Linked DNA regions of Homo sapiens: region 2 is linked to region 1. A link is a contact called in ENCODE Hi-C or POLR2A ChIA-PET data. All regions are on one chromosome and are shown on one strand. Each heading gives the region's core, a stretch centred on a gene start or an enhancer-like site at or near the end of the contact. The rest is flanking DNA. Distances are from core to core; before and after follow the strand shown. Region 1 overlaps APBB2 (amyloid beta precursor protein binding family B member 2). Region 2 overlaps APBB2 (amyloid beta precursor protein binding family B member 2).

The links. A loop is a pair of places that touch in the nucleus more often than their neighbours do. ChIA-PET counts read pairs that join two places held with the same protein, here RNA polymerase II (POLR2A). Pooled maps may share reads with other maps.
Region 2: a map with no recorded cell type shows a loop between it and region 1 (2.2-fold over the local background). The contact joins two enhancer-like sites. A Hi-C loop is called at or near these places in 2 of 37 single-sample maps with no recorded cell type and 4 of 50 pooled maps. POLR2A ChIA-PET finds 5 or more read pairs at or near these places in 3 of 52 experiments (AG04450, MCF 10A and endothelial cell of umbilical vein).

The regions. Positions count from the first base shown.
Region 1 is chr4:41,093,319-41,100,510 of GRCh38, forward strand. All of the region lies in intron 3 of APBB2 (amyloid beta precursor protein binding family B member 2), which reads right to left. Among named protein-coding and RNA genes, the nearest start is that of APBB2, 120 kb to the right of the region's middle. RefSeq lists an enhancer at 2,177-2,336. Within about 2 kb of position 2,878, at least 2 of the 41 ENCODE cell types and tissues checked have a DNase peak (open chromatin) inside an H3K27ac peak, as active enhancers do.
Region 2 is chr4:41,185,216-41,192,407 of GRCh38, forward strand. The region is part of intron 1 of APBB2 (amyloid beta precursor protein binding family B member 2); the gene reads right to left. Among named protein-coding and RNA genes, the nearest start is that of APBB2, 26 kb to the right of the region's middle. RefSeq lists an enhancer at 4,312-4,391. Within about 2 kb of position 4,041, at least 2 of the 41 ENCODE cell types and tissues checked have a DNase peak (open chromatin) inside an H3K27ac peak, as active enhancers do.

The DNA of each region.
Region 1 (7,192 bases), core at 1,628-4,127:
AACAGCAAAGGGTCATCCTGAGATAAACATAGGCTATAACGCTGAAGTGCTAAATTCTGTCCTACAAGTTCACAATTTTGGCTTCCTTTTAAGGGTATCTGAGCAAAAAGTGGCTTCCAAGTGGATAAGGATTTTTTTTTTCCCTAAGTTCCTAATGAACCAGGTACATGAACCTATGATCACAACCTGTTTTCTTACCCATCCTCATTTCCCAGATTTTTTTCTTGCCAAGGGTTAAAAAGTTCGTAAGAAGGGCCGGGCGCGGTGGCTCATGCCTGTAATCCCAGCACTTTGGGAGGCCAAGGAGTGCAGATCACCTGAGTTCAGGAGTTCAAGACTACCCTGACCAACATGGAGAAACCCCCACTTCTACTAAAAATACAAAATTAGCTGGGCGTGGTGGCGCACGCCTGTAATCCCAGCTACTTGGGAGCCTGAGGCGGAAGAATCGCTTGAATCTGGGAGGTGGAGGTTGCGGTGAGCCAAGATTGTGCCATTGCACTCCAGCCTGGGCAACAAGAGCGAAACTTCATCTCAAAAAAAAAAAAAAAAGTTCATAAGCAGAAGAGATGGAATCCAAACCTATACAGTCAGTCTGACTCCAGGGCATCTGACAGTCACTTGCCCTTAACTGTCACTTTGTTGTCTAAATCTGACTCCAGCAGGCACCAAACAAGAGTGACTGTCAGCTATGTGAGGTAATCCATATGTTAATTCGCTTAATTTAGGATTGACACAATGTATACATATTTCAAAACATCATGTTGTATACTATAAATGTATACAATTTTTATTTGTCAATAAAAATAAGAAGAAGAAAAAAACAAGTGACCATTGGCCCAAGGGGCTCCACATGAGTTTAGAGACTGAGGTCCTTACTAATATGAGTGACAATGTAATATTTTTTATGAACTCAAAAATATCATTTATGACATTGGAGTTTTATACCTGCTGCAGCAATGAAGCAGCAAGCATAGCTTTATAGCCTCCAAAAAGGGCTTGCAAGAAGTACACTTTACTCTTCGCTTCAGTCTTTGACAGCAAGTCACAAATTATTTTTCAGATAAAATGGCAATTAGGAATTTCTTGAAACTTTAACCATCAGTCCAAACACCAAACTAACATCCAAGAAGCCCTTTTTAAGTTCTACTGGACTTTAACTGTATAACTGCAACTGAAGCTTTACCTATAGAATGAAAAATTATTTAACTTTAGAAGACAGAAGGAATCTTAGAGATTATTAATTCTATCAGCCACTTTTTTTAAGAGGGAGTCTCCCTTTGTCACCCAGGCTGGAGAGCAGTGGTGCGATCTTGGCTCACCACAACCTCTGTCTCCCGGGTTCAAGCGATTCTCCTGCCTCAGCATCCCGAGTAGCTGGGATTACAGGCACATGCCACCTCGCCCAGCTAATTTTTGTATTTTTAGTAGAGACGGGGTTTCGCTATGTTGGCTAGGCTGGACTCGAACTCCTAACCTCAAGTGACCTGCCTGCTTTGGCCTCCCAAAGTGCTGGGATTATAGGGATGAGCCACCGCACCCAGCCTCTGTCAACCACATTTTATTGAGTGTTATCTGCCATATTTTATTAAGCAAGGTGCTACGAAAGACAAAAAAATTCATGAGACCTGACCCCAGCCCTCGGGATCTTATAGTATAGCAAATTAAATAAAATGTTACATAAATATGATCAATTCAAGTTAAAAACAACACAGGATGCAAGGAGGATATTAAAGGAGTGAAACAGAAAAGATCACTTATAAATGTGGCAAAATGGTTAAGAGCATAAACATGACAGTTACAGTGGTGGGTTCAAGTAGTGACAATGCCACTCCTTGGCTGTGTGACATTGGACAAGTTATTTTACCTGCCAGGGGCTCAGTTTCAAAATCTTGAAAATGGGGTAATAACATCCACTGCTGAAAGCAGATATAAGATTAAATAAAATAAAACAGGCAAAGTTCTTAGTACAGTTCCCAGCACACTCTCAGGGCTAAACAACAGCTAGCAGCAGCCTGCAGTCCCAGATCTATCATTTCTCCATCTCTCATATTTCACCCCTTCTCTTAACTGGTCTGTCCAGGGCCCTGTCAGAACCTATTATTAACTCTCCTTTAAAGATGAGGAAATAGGCTTTCAGAGGACAGGGAACGAGCCCATTGACATACAGCCAATAGCTTAGTATGCCCACCTCCAGACTCTTAGGCCCTAGGGGACACTGTTTCATCTTATCTAATCATACCTATTACTTTTAAAACAATTAAAAGCAAGTAGATCATCCCATTGTGTAAATTATAAAAGGTGCTCTCTCTAGGCAGGCCAAGCCCCATGAGTGCACAGCTTGATGACAAGTGTGCTGGGTGGTTCTAAGTCCTCCCATCTGCTGCTCACACGTACACTTCTGCAGTGAACAATCTACACAACCTCACATGGTGGCCCTGGGTCTCCAGCCTCCAGTTTTCTCTTTTCCAGATGATATTCCACACTACTGCCCAAGTGATCTTTATAAAACTCCCATCTAGTTATTTCTCCTTTTAAAACTCTGGATGGCTATTTATTGTTTAGAAACTCCAAGTCTCTAGCATGGCACATGTGTGACCTTTCTCACTCTGGCACCTTTTCGATCTCAGGGTCCACTCTGTTCTCCACGCTCCATACCCCAGCCACGGTGGAGTTCTTGCCACTCTCTGGATATGCCATGAGTTCCCATTCCTCCATGCCTTGGCATATGCTTTTTCTACAGCCTCAATTATCTCCCTACTTTCTGTCTTCTCACTCAGCCCTCAAGTCATACTTCAGTTCCAGCTCTTCAATGCAGTGAACATACTTCCTGATTTCTCAGCTGAAATGACTGCTCGTCCTTTGCATACCTACAGCATTCTTGAATCAGCTTTCACCACCAGCTCATGGGAGTCAGGAAGATACTGCAGGGCTTTGTAGTGAGATGCATCATAATTGGAAGGCTGACTCAAACATGTTCTAACTGTATCAAGGTAGCAAGTTACTTTTCCCCCGAGTTTCAATAACGCCCACCCCTAGAATTCCTGTGGACATCAAGTGCTTAACGGTATGGCTTCCAAACTTACTTGGGCGACAGAGTCACTCTAAGGGCAAAATACCAAGAAATCTTGATAAATATATTTAATTGTATCATGTGAACTAAGAAATATTCTACTAGAAAAAAAATGATGACACTATATGCATATAGGCTTCCAAATATAAAACGTGTGTACACACACACATCCATGTTTTCAAAACCACTCTCTACATTTACCAATTAAACATTTGTAATTTGTTTAACTTTCCTTTTTCCATTTCCTAATTTAACTTAAAAAGTAGCAGCAGGTACCAAAATCATAATGGGAGAAAAAAACCTTTAAAAATTAGAAAACTATATTCCTAACTTATTTTGAAAGGTATAGGTCAATAAATATCATTATCGAATTGTAGTCATTGAACATCTTGTCTAAGAATATAACGTCCATTCCACTGCTTTTCACATGGTACATGCTACATAAAGGTTATTTAAATCTAATTTTGAAACTCAAATTAAGTTCCCTAAAAGGAAGGACATATCTCATTCATCTTTGAATAATGAGCTCCTGGCACACAATAGTTGCTCAACAAATGTTCGCTCAATAAATGAACTAAAAATTAAGAATGCACACAAAGGTTTATAAAACATTCTGGATCTCCAATTAACCTGGACTGTAGTTTGCTCCATAAATAAATTATATTCCAAAATCTATCAGTGTTCCTTCTGTAACCATCATTTCATCTGAGCTATTTGGAGTTTCTTTGGAGAAAGAAATGCGTAGGTAAAATCCTCCCTTAGGCACAGAAATATTGATTAAGACAGCTCGGCAGGAGGAATATGTCACCTGCGCTCTTGTATAATATAACAAAGGGACCAAAGAAGACACAAAGCTTTATATACAGCACCTGTCAGCCAGTGACACTTACCATTTTGAGCACATATTCAGACCCATGAGCCTCCTATTCAGAATATGTCTGGCTACAGTAAACACCATAAAGATTCTAAATGGGGAATCCTTTTCTGTTCTGTTCTCACATGAAAAACCTATGCCATATATTCCACATATTTACACTCCTTTCTAACTGAAAGCCAGGACAGCCCAAAATTAAACAAAAGGCTAAGATCCAGTTGTTTCCCTTTCACTAAAAGTGATGCTGTAGGTAAATACTTATTAGCATGGATATGCATTATTTATTATTAAGTGGAAAAAGTTACCAAAAAACTTGCTGCATACTCATTTAGGGTTGACATAAAACCAAACATGGACATGCATTAAGTAGGATAATAAAATACAAATTTTACTTCCTTTAAAACAATCCATGGCTAATTTTTTTGAAGGTACGGTTATATTTTATCACCATTATAGACTCAAGTTTCCAAAAATCTACCTCAAACAATCAATTTTCTGAATTGCTTGAAATGCTTGAAACAAGGAAGACTTTGAAGACACATGCAATTAAGAAAAAAGTGAAAGTAAAGGACAGAGGTTAAAAAGAAGTGTGGAGGTTGTCTAGGGTTCTGAATTTTCTCTAAAATTGTGTGTTTGCTTTTCCAAAAAGAAACCACCAAGACATTTAAGTATCCCTTACAGTTTTCAAAGAGCAGTCAGAAACATTTTCTTATGACTTTAATAAATATCAGAAAAGACACCTCCCCCCTCCCCTCCCGTCCCCTCCCATTAACTTCCATGTAACTTAACTAGTTCTTCAAAATCAGATTTATGTGCAGTACACTTCTGCATTATAACCTTCTCTTTTTTTAACCTTAAGGGTACATTGTAAACATCCTTCTGCGTATATAAATATTCACATGTAACATCAACTTTATTTTTACTAATTTTTTTTTTTAGAGTCAGGATCTCACTCAAGTGTCAGGCTGTAGGGCTATGGTGTGATCATAGCTCACTGCAACCTCAAACTCCTGGGCTCACGTGACCCTCCCATCTCAGCCTCTGGATTAGCTGGGACTACAGGCACTTACCACTAAGCCCAGCAACTTTTTTATTTTTTGTAGAGACAGGGTCTCTTTCGTTGTCCAGGCTAGTCTTGAGCTCTTGGGCTCAAGCAATCATCCCACCTCTGCCCCCCAAAAGTGTTGGGATTACAGGAGTGAGCCACGGCGTCTGGCCTTAACATCAAGTTTAGTACACAGAGATCTTTTTGTCACAGTCCCTGTAGTAACACAGGGCTGTCTTTAGCTTACTGTAAACACACAAGTCCCACAGATGCCTTCCCTCTATAAAATCAAAACACAACTTTTACAACAATGCTACAATGTATCCCAAAAGGGAATATTTTGGTATAATGTAAAGAAAATACTGCACTAGAGACTATGTGAAATTTTAAAGAAATGCTTATTTCTTTGAAATAAGGATTTGAAAAGGCAGCTTATTTGAAAGGCAGCTTAAGTAGCTTACTTTCTGAAGCTAAGTTACATTTGCAATCTAAACACCACTGCAAATATCTAGACCCTGAAGTCCAGAGAATCAATCATTTGACCTTTTTGTTCTATTTCTGTAGACAGATTGGGTGGCCTCCAACATAATCCTTTTTCAAATATCCTTCCAAAATGGAATAACAACTACAACACACAATTACAACATAAAATATTTCTTTTAAGATTAACATGTGATTACAAGACAATAAAATTCAACCTACAAATTTCTATTTTTTTTTTAAATTCCACTGACAATAATATTTCACTATTACAAATATTTCACTGTAACAAAAAAATATATTTTGGGTGAGATTTTCCTTACTTTCAACTAATTCATATTTTAGCAGAGACTTGACATCCCTCAGAAATTACATGTGTATGTGCAGTGTCTATGTCTGTGTGTATGTGTGTTTGTGTGTTGCACACACACGTATATGGTTTTTGTGTTTTTTTTGGGATGGAGTTTCGCTCTTGTTGCCCAGGCTGGAGTGCAGTGGCGCAATCTTGGCTCACTGCAACCTCCGCCTCCCAGGTTCAAGCAATTCTCCTGCCTCAGGCTTCCGAGTAGCTGGGATTACAGGCATGCACCACCATACCCAGCTAATTTTTTTGTATTTTTAGCAGAGATGGGGTTTCTCCATGTTGGTCAGGCTGGTCTCGAATTCCCAACCTCAGGTGATCCGTCCACCTCGGCCTCCCAAAATATTTATTTTTTCAGTACAAATATTTAACTTCAAATAAGCTTCAAAACTCAAGACCCTTACCTTATTATAATTATTACAAAATAAAACCCAATTTAATAATAATTAAATTTATAGTAAATACAATAACAACAGAGCTATAAAATCCGATCTTACTATTTAATGCTTTCATAGAACTAAAGCAAAGTTCTGTTCTGTCTTGTTTTATTTTAAACATGCTTCAACTAACTCATTTATACTGCCAGAAATAGAGTGGAGCTATAAGACACAAAGCATAGGAAGTTTAGAAAGCTATCTAGTAATTTAATGGAAGAACAATTCCTATTGTCGATAATGTTTCTGGAACATGCTAGAGAGGATATTTGTGTATGTTTCTGTGCGTGCACGTGCATATTTTATTTTGCATATATTGTTACGGGCATTTGGTCACTCATAATTCCAAGCAGTATCCATTAAAAAAACAGATCGACTTTATAGATCTGTAAGGTCCATTTTTCAAAAAGATAAGAGAATAAAACTGAATTTTCTGGTTCCAAGCAATTTTTTCTAAAAGACAGCAAAAACATTCAACAAGTGTCTCAATTAGAATGTCTTATAGTGCCCTCAAAAAAATTCTAAAATAAAACTGGGAGGTGCATCAATTCTTCCAAGACAAAGCTACATGAAGAATTTATTGGACAAGCAATTCCACATTTTGCTTTCCTTTCCAGACAAGAAAAGAACCAAGTCGATTTCATACTTATTCTAAAAATTCAGAACCAAAAAGCCTATCCAAAATATCTAAAAGTCTAAAACACCTGAAAGCTCAGACAACTGGACTCACTTTTCTGTCACATCATATTACATTGCCTTGTATTTGATGTTTAATCACTTGCAAATCTGATAAAAGTTTTGTCACAACCTTGAGGACTCAGTTTATGAAACCCAAAAGAAATGGCACAATGTAGAACATCATCTTAATCTCTTGCAAGTTTTTTTTTTTTACACAAAGAGGTTTCCTGAGTCTCCTTCCATGTTA
Region 2 (7,192 bases), core at 2,791-5,290, 93 kb after region 1:
TATGGTTATTATGTATCACAAAGCAAAAGGAATACACAGCATTACAATGAAGCTGTGTGAGGTTTCTAAAATGCACATTGCTATTGATTTCAGAGAATCTTAAAAACAATGTGTACTAAGTTTTCCTAAGGTTCACTTCTTCTCTTGATGCCCATGACCTTTCCCCCTAAGATTTCAAATTTCACAACCACAAGATCTACCATAAAGAGGGTTTCAGGACCCTAACCTTTAAGGTAGGGAATATGCTGTATAGTAACTGTTCAATCACTCTGTGACACCTTTATGTAATTCTTAACTCCCATTTCAAAGAAAACTCTGCTCTGCACATTATCATTATAAATAGTTTATTATAGCTTTTCTTCTTTATTGACTATGTCAAATAAAATAGTATTTTTTTCATTCAAAATAGTATTTCTTTCTTTCTCAGAGAATTGGCCTTCACTTTATTGCAACATCTTAATTGCATTTGGCTCTGGAAAGTGATTTAAAATAGATTTTCCATGCCCTATAACCGGCTAGTCATTTAGACCAAATAAAGCTGATTTCTACCTGGTCACGTACTTCATGCCAATTCCATCAGAATGTGTTAAGCCTGACTATAAAGTAATAGAGCTGAGGAGTGTTGTGTGTGTTTGGTTTAGAATCACTTTCATTTCTTTACACAGCACTGCACGATGAGATTTCAAGTGAAAAATGTAAAGTCATGTTTAATACCAAAAACACCCCCAACAAAAACAACAAATCACCCCCACACTAGAGCTACTATACTGGTCTGTAACTACTCTACCACACTCTAAGGCAAATTGATTCACAACAGTGTCTGTATGTTTATAGCACAAGAATGTCTTACACAGATGTACCCGAAATATTTTATAACCATAAATATGAATAACAGAGTCTTCCTAGTCAGACCTATCTAATTTCATCAGCCTTCTGAAATTATATCTTTCACTAAAGCAGCCTCAGGGTACAAATGCAATAAGATAACATTAATTAAAATACATAAAACCATCCAGGAGTAGCAAGTAGTATACTATGTTTTTTTAAAGAGCAGAAATTGAACTAAAAATAGTAATCACTATTTTGCCAGCTCAAAAAGCTAGGTCTTACATAGTGCCTGAAGCTACAATTCTATTACTACCAAGGTAGGATAATAATTAGTATGTTATTCACTTGTCTGGTATGCACCTAGCTTTGCAGGGCTGTGTATGTATGCTCACTTTGCAGCTAAGACCTTCGGTTCTCAGCAACCTGTTTGCCATTAAGCAGATTCCAAGAAGTTCAAAAATACAATGTGTCAACCCTTACACTATGTCAACAACTGTTTCACTCAAAAAAATGCAGAGTCTATACAATCCTATGGAAACACTCAGTATTACCACTGTTGTAGTTCAGATCTCTACTTTATCTGGAAACAAATTACTGCTGACTAGAAATAAAGCACCATCATTACCCATACCCTTGACTTACATTGCAATAAACCCACCATAAATTGAAAATATCATGAGTAAAAAATGCATTTAATACAGCACTATTATTATTACTAACTACAACTACTTTTGCACTGTTGGGTGTTCACAGCAACCCTATCAGGTAGGTATTAATCGATAAACATGCTCAATGCCATACAACTAGGACATTATGAAGCCAGAGCTGATACCTAAACTTGTCAGACTCCAAATCCATGCATTTGACTGTACTATATGTTCCTTTGAAATGCAAACAAATATTTAAGATGCATAGCAACAAAGAACTTAATTTTATCACTAAAATTCCTAGCTTCTGCACACATATAGGAATCATCAATATGAGAATGCTATTTTGTATTTTGTGTTTTCATTTAAGATTATTTCAAGTTTTAGCAAACAACCCCAGCACAGAAATAAAATCAAGTCAGAGATGAGCTTCTGTAAGAACTGTTTTCCTAATGAAGTGAAGATACAATGATACAAAATAAGATCTCAGGTAGCAAAAGGCAGCAGTCCTTTACTTGCCAAATATTAAAATGTAACACCTATCAAAATGGTGGGATTTCAGGTGATTTTTTAAAAAATGGCTTTTTATACTTTGTTATTTACTGCTGTGTTTCCTACTAAAAACCATGCCATTTTTATAACATGAAAAAAGATAAGAGTCTTTTAAATTTGAGAAAAACAAACAACATTAATAATACACAGTTGTACCAATAGGCTAATATTATACACACAAACTTAAGTTCAGAGCTTATCTGCAGAAGTCATACACAGATAGGAGATAAATGAATTTAATGACCATGGGCTATGAATTCAGAAGGCTTTGTTATCTTTACCAAACCATCAAGTACAATTCATGTTACCCTGGACGACTGTTCAGCTCATCAGAGACCCTATTTCCTCATTTGCAAAAAAGAATACTGTAATACTATCTATTGAACATGGTCATTGTAAGAATTAAATAAGCAACACAGACATTTATGTACACACATACACATTCATAAACTGTTAAGTGCCAACCAAGAGTTATTTATTATTATCAACCAAAACTTTTAAAATCTAAACTGAAAGATCCTTAAACAGACAGTACTCTCAATTCATTTATGTGACATGAGTTATCCATTTGTACTTTAGCTTCTTTTGTAATCCAAATCTCACTGCAGAGGCAAAGGAAAAAAGTTTCTATGTATGCATGTATGTATATATGTGTATACATACATAAACATCTATTGAGATTTATATATTTATATTTTTCCCAAATGAGATCCTCAATAGCATGAAAAATCATTACTCCTTAACTCTTTCCAATACATATTTATGCAAAAGAGTTTAGACTGTATAATACAGCCAGTTTTAAATCAGATTTCCATTCAATTCACATTAAAGTGCCTATAAACTGTGATAGGTGCTTTTAGTTATGTATCTTTCTATTCTAGGGGAACATGTGGAGGTTGGCTTGTAGAAAAGAAAATCTAGAGACAGAACAACCAATTAGCAGGCTTTGCCATCATGAAGGTGAGAAAAAAATGAAGACATCTGGGGACTGAAAAAGAAAACAGGTTCCAGAGACATTTCCAGCCCTATTGACAAGCTACCTCCATGAAGTAAAAGAAAAGAATCTTAAAGAGGCAGGAAGATTTCCAGCTGTGGTGCCTGTTGCAGACTGAATGTTTGTTCCCCTCCAAAATTCATGTGTTGGAATCCCAACTCCAAATGTGATGGTACTGGGAGGTGGGGTCTTTAAGAGGTGATTAGATCACGAGGGTACAGCCCTCATGGATGGGATTTGTGCCCTTATAAAAGATCCTCTACGAGCTTTCTGGCCCTTTTCTGCCATGTGAGGACACAGTGAGAAGATGGCCATCTATGAGCCAGAAAGCAGGACCCTAATCTGCCAGCACCTTCATCTCGAACGTTTTCCAGCTTCCCGAACTGTGAGAAATAAGTGTCTGTTGTTTTAGAGTATTTTGTTACAGCAGCCTGAACAGACTAAAACAGTGCCTGTGGGTGTGGGGATGCTTATGTGAACTAAGGTAAGGAACAAAGGCAGTTCTAACCGGGTTAAAAGTGGTGGCAACTAGCAGGGTGTGGTGGCACGTGCCTGTAGTCTGGGCTACTAGGGAGGCTGAGGCGGGAGGTTTGCTTGAGCCTGGGAGGCACAGATGCAGTGAGCCAAGATCATGCCACTGCACTCCAGCCTAGGTGACAGTGAGACCCCGTCTCAATTCAAAAAAAGAAAAAGTGGTGGCAACATACATGGCTGGTAGGAATGTAAACTGGAACCACCAATTTGGAAGACTTTATTAAACAACCTACACACCCCTTACAATTCAGCAATCCTACTCCTAAGAATATACCTAACAGAAATGCCTGGTAAGTGTCTACCAAAGGCAAATACAAGAATATTCATAGCATCATTATTCCCAGTAGCCATAAACTGGAAAACCAAATGTCTGTCAACAGTAAAGTGGATAGGCTGAAGTATATTCATATAATATATACAGTGGGAAAAACATGAGCTGTTGCTACTCACAACAACGTGGATGGTTGCACAGACGTGGTCAGAATGAAAGCACATACTGAATCACTTCATGATTCCATTTACACCAAGTTCAAAGAGGGAACACTTGCCTACAGTGATAAAGATACAATGGGAGGGGTACTGTCTGGAAGGGGCAGGAGGAAGGCCACAGGAGGGATAGGAATGTTATCTATCTTGACCTGGGTAATGGCTAAACAGTTGCATATATATGGAAAAATCAAGCAGTACACCTAAGATCTGTGTGCTTTCCCTTAATGTAAAAGGTTAATGGGTAAATAAAAGTCTCCCAGCCCCAGAGCATTACAGTGACAGTAAATCCCCTCCGAAAACAGCTCTCTGGCTGCTGCTACCTAACAATAAAACAGCCTAACCTCAGAAAATCAAGCAATAAAAGCATCTCAACAAATTAAAGTCCTCAGTACAAGTAAATAGCGGTATACTTCTCTCTCCTGAGGAAGTCATTAGCTAAGTATTCTGGACATGGCTCAGATTCTTCAGCCATAGAACTGTGGTCCTTACATAGTAAGTCATTTCCTTTCTTCTTCTTTCTCTAACACCCCAGACAAAACTAACTGATCCCTCCTCTGTGTTACATGAACAGGTTTCTCCACGATAACACTTACTGTCTGTGAACCCCTGGGAGACAGGCCTGGGGCCCATTCTCTTTTGTCTCCTAAGCACCTGCACGTTGCCTCAGCACAGGGTTGAAAATCTGTAACTGTTTCCTGAATTTAGTAAACAATTCAGCATGTCTTCAAATAGAAGTCCCTTAAAAATTCATGGCTAAAAATCAAAAGTCACATCTTCTTTCATTAATATTTAATTATCCAAATAGGTCCAATCTTACACGTGCTATTATTTTTTTTCATTAGAAAGTTGATAATCCCCCAGTGTTATAATCCTTGAAGAAATAAAAATGTCCCATAGTTTAACATACTGCTTAGTATTATTTCATTGTAGTATATTTGCTTTCTAAAACTTACTATATCAAAAGAATTTCCTACATAGGCTATTTTTTTTTTTTTTTTTTTTTTTTTTTTGAGATGGAGTCTTGTTCCGTCGCCCAGGCTGGAGCGCAGTGCCGCGATCTCGGCTCACTGCAACCTCCACCTCCCAGGTTCAAGCAATTCTCTGCCTCAGCCCGCGAGTAGCTGGGATTACAGGCACCCACCACCACACACGGCTAATTTTTATATTTTTAGTAGACACAGGGTTTCACCGTGTTGGCCAGGCTGGTCTTCAAACTCTTGACCTTGTGATCCACCTGCCTCAGCCTCCCAAAGCTCTGGGATTACAGGTTGTGAGGCACCGCACCCAGCTACAAAGGCTATTTCTTAAAGTTCTGTGATTATCTCCTCAGAAGAGGTAGGAAAAGAAGAGCAAGTATCCAGCATGGAAAAGGGATATGCATCCACCTTTGTATTATTAGGTTTGGATACTAAGTGTATTTTGTTGCATAGATTATGCACAAGACAACTTCATACTAATCACACATACCTGTCCATAAAAACACGGCTTGACTCCTGGAGTCAGCTAAACTTTACCTCCAAAGTAACATAAAGTGGTTGCGCCATACAAAGTAAAACACTTTAAGAAGATCTGAAAAGAAAAAAGCCAAAGAAAGCTAATCCTCTACTTCTGATTAAGGAGCTTTGAAGAAATGGACCAACGCTGGTCTGCTGTTTCTGATGAACGAGAGCAGCAAAAAGGCTAGCAGAAGAAAAACCAGAGAGCTGTGGTTGGCCCATCATTTCCCATGTGGACCATGCTTTGAGACCCAACCTGATCGATTCAATTCTCTCTGAGGAGAAGCTTGGCAGGGACCCAGCGGAGTCAGGTCACACCCAAGAGGTCAAAAACATCTCAATGACAGCAGCCTTGCCTATCCAGGAAGGAGAACGCTCAGACTGATAAAATATTTCACTCATGGGACCAGAGGACTGGAGTGGGGAGGATGAGGAGGGTGGACAACTTCTACCACATGTATTTTCCTCCTTTGTCCACTTTAACCAATAAACAGCCTTCTCTCCCCCTTATTAATGCCTATGTGCTTAACATAATCGAACCACGTGGCTAGGTTATGAACAATCTGCAACAATCTAATTCCCCTGCCCAACCTGGTGTCCACTGACAACATCAACAGCTATCAAATCTTTTTAAAGTTTATTTCTACGCATTCATTTATTTTTATTTCTCCCCCAACCCTCCTTTAAAAATCCAAGTGTGAAAGAAGATGGTTCTATAGAGTCAACTAATATTTCACAAGCACACTAAGAAGACACAATGGGGAAAGGATAGTCTCCTCAATAAACAGTACTAGGAAAACTGGATTTCCACACACAAAAGGACAAAACTGGACCCTTATCTTATACCATACATAAAAATCAACTCAAAATGGATAAAAGACCTAAACATAATACCCGAAACCATAAAGACTCCCAGAAGAGAACATAAGGGAAAAGTTCCTTAACACTGGCCTTGGCAATGATTTTTTGGATATGACGCCAAAAGCCTGGGTCATAAAAGCAAAAATTAATAAATGGGACTACATCAAACTACATCAAAACCTTTTCTGCACAGCAAAGAAAACAATCAACAAAATGAAATGGCAACCTATGAGACTGGGAAAAAGCATTTGCAAACCATATACCTAATATGGCGGTCACGATCCAAAATTTATAAAGAACTCATACAACTCAATAGTAGAAAAATAAATAACCTGATAAAAAATGAATAAGTCACCTGGATAGACATTTTTCCTAAAGAAGACATAAAAATGGCCAACAGATATATGAAAAGAAACTCAACATCAATTAATCATCAAGGAAATGCAAATTGAAATTAAAAGCACTATGAGGTACCACCTCACACCCATTAGGAATGCTGTTGTCAAAAAAGTCAAGAGATAACAAATGTTGTTGAAGGTGTGGAGAAAAGGGAACGTTTGTACACTGTTGGTGGGAATATAGACTGGTGTAGTCATTATGGAAAACAGTATGGAGGTTACCAAAGAAACTCAAAACAGAACTACTATAGGAGCCAGCAATCCCTCTTCTGGGCATATACCCAAAGGAAATGAAATCACCATCTCATTAAGATATCTGCAGTGCCATGTTCATTGTAGGATTACTTACAATAGCCAAGATACGGAAACAACCTAAGTGTCCATCTACAAAGG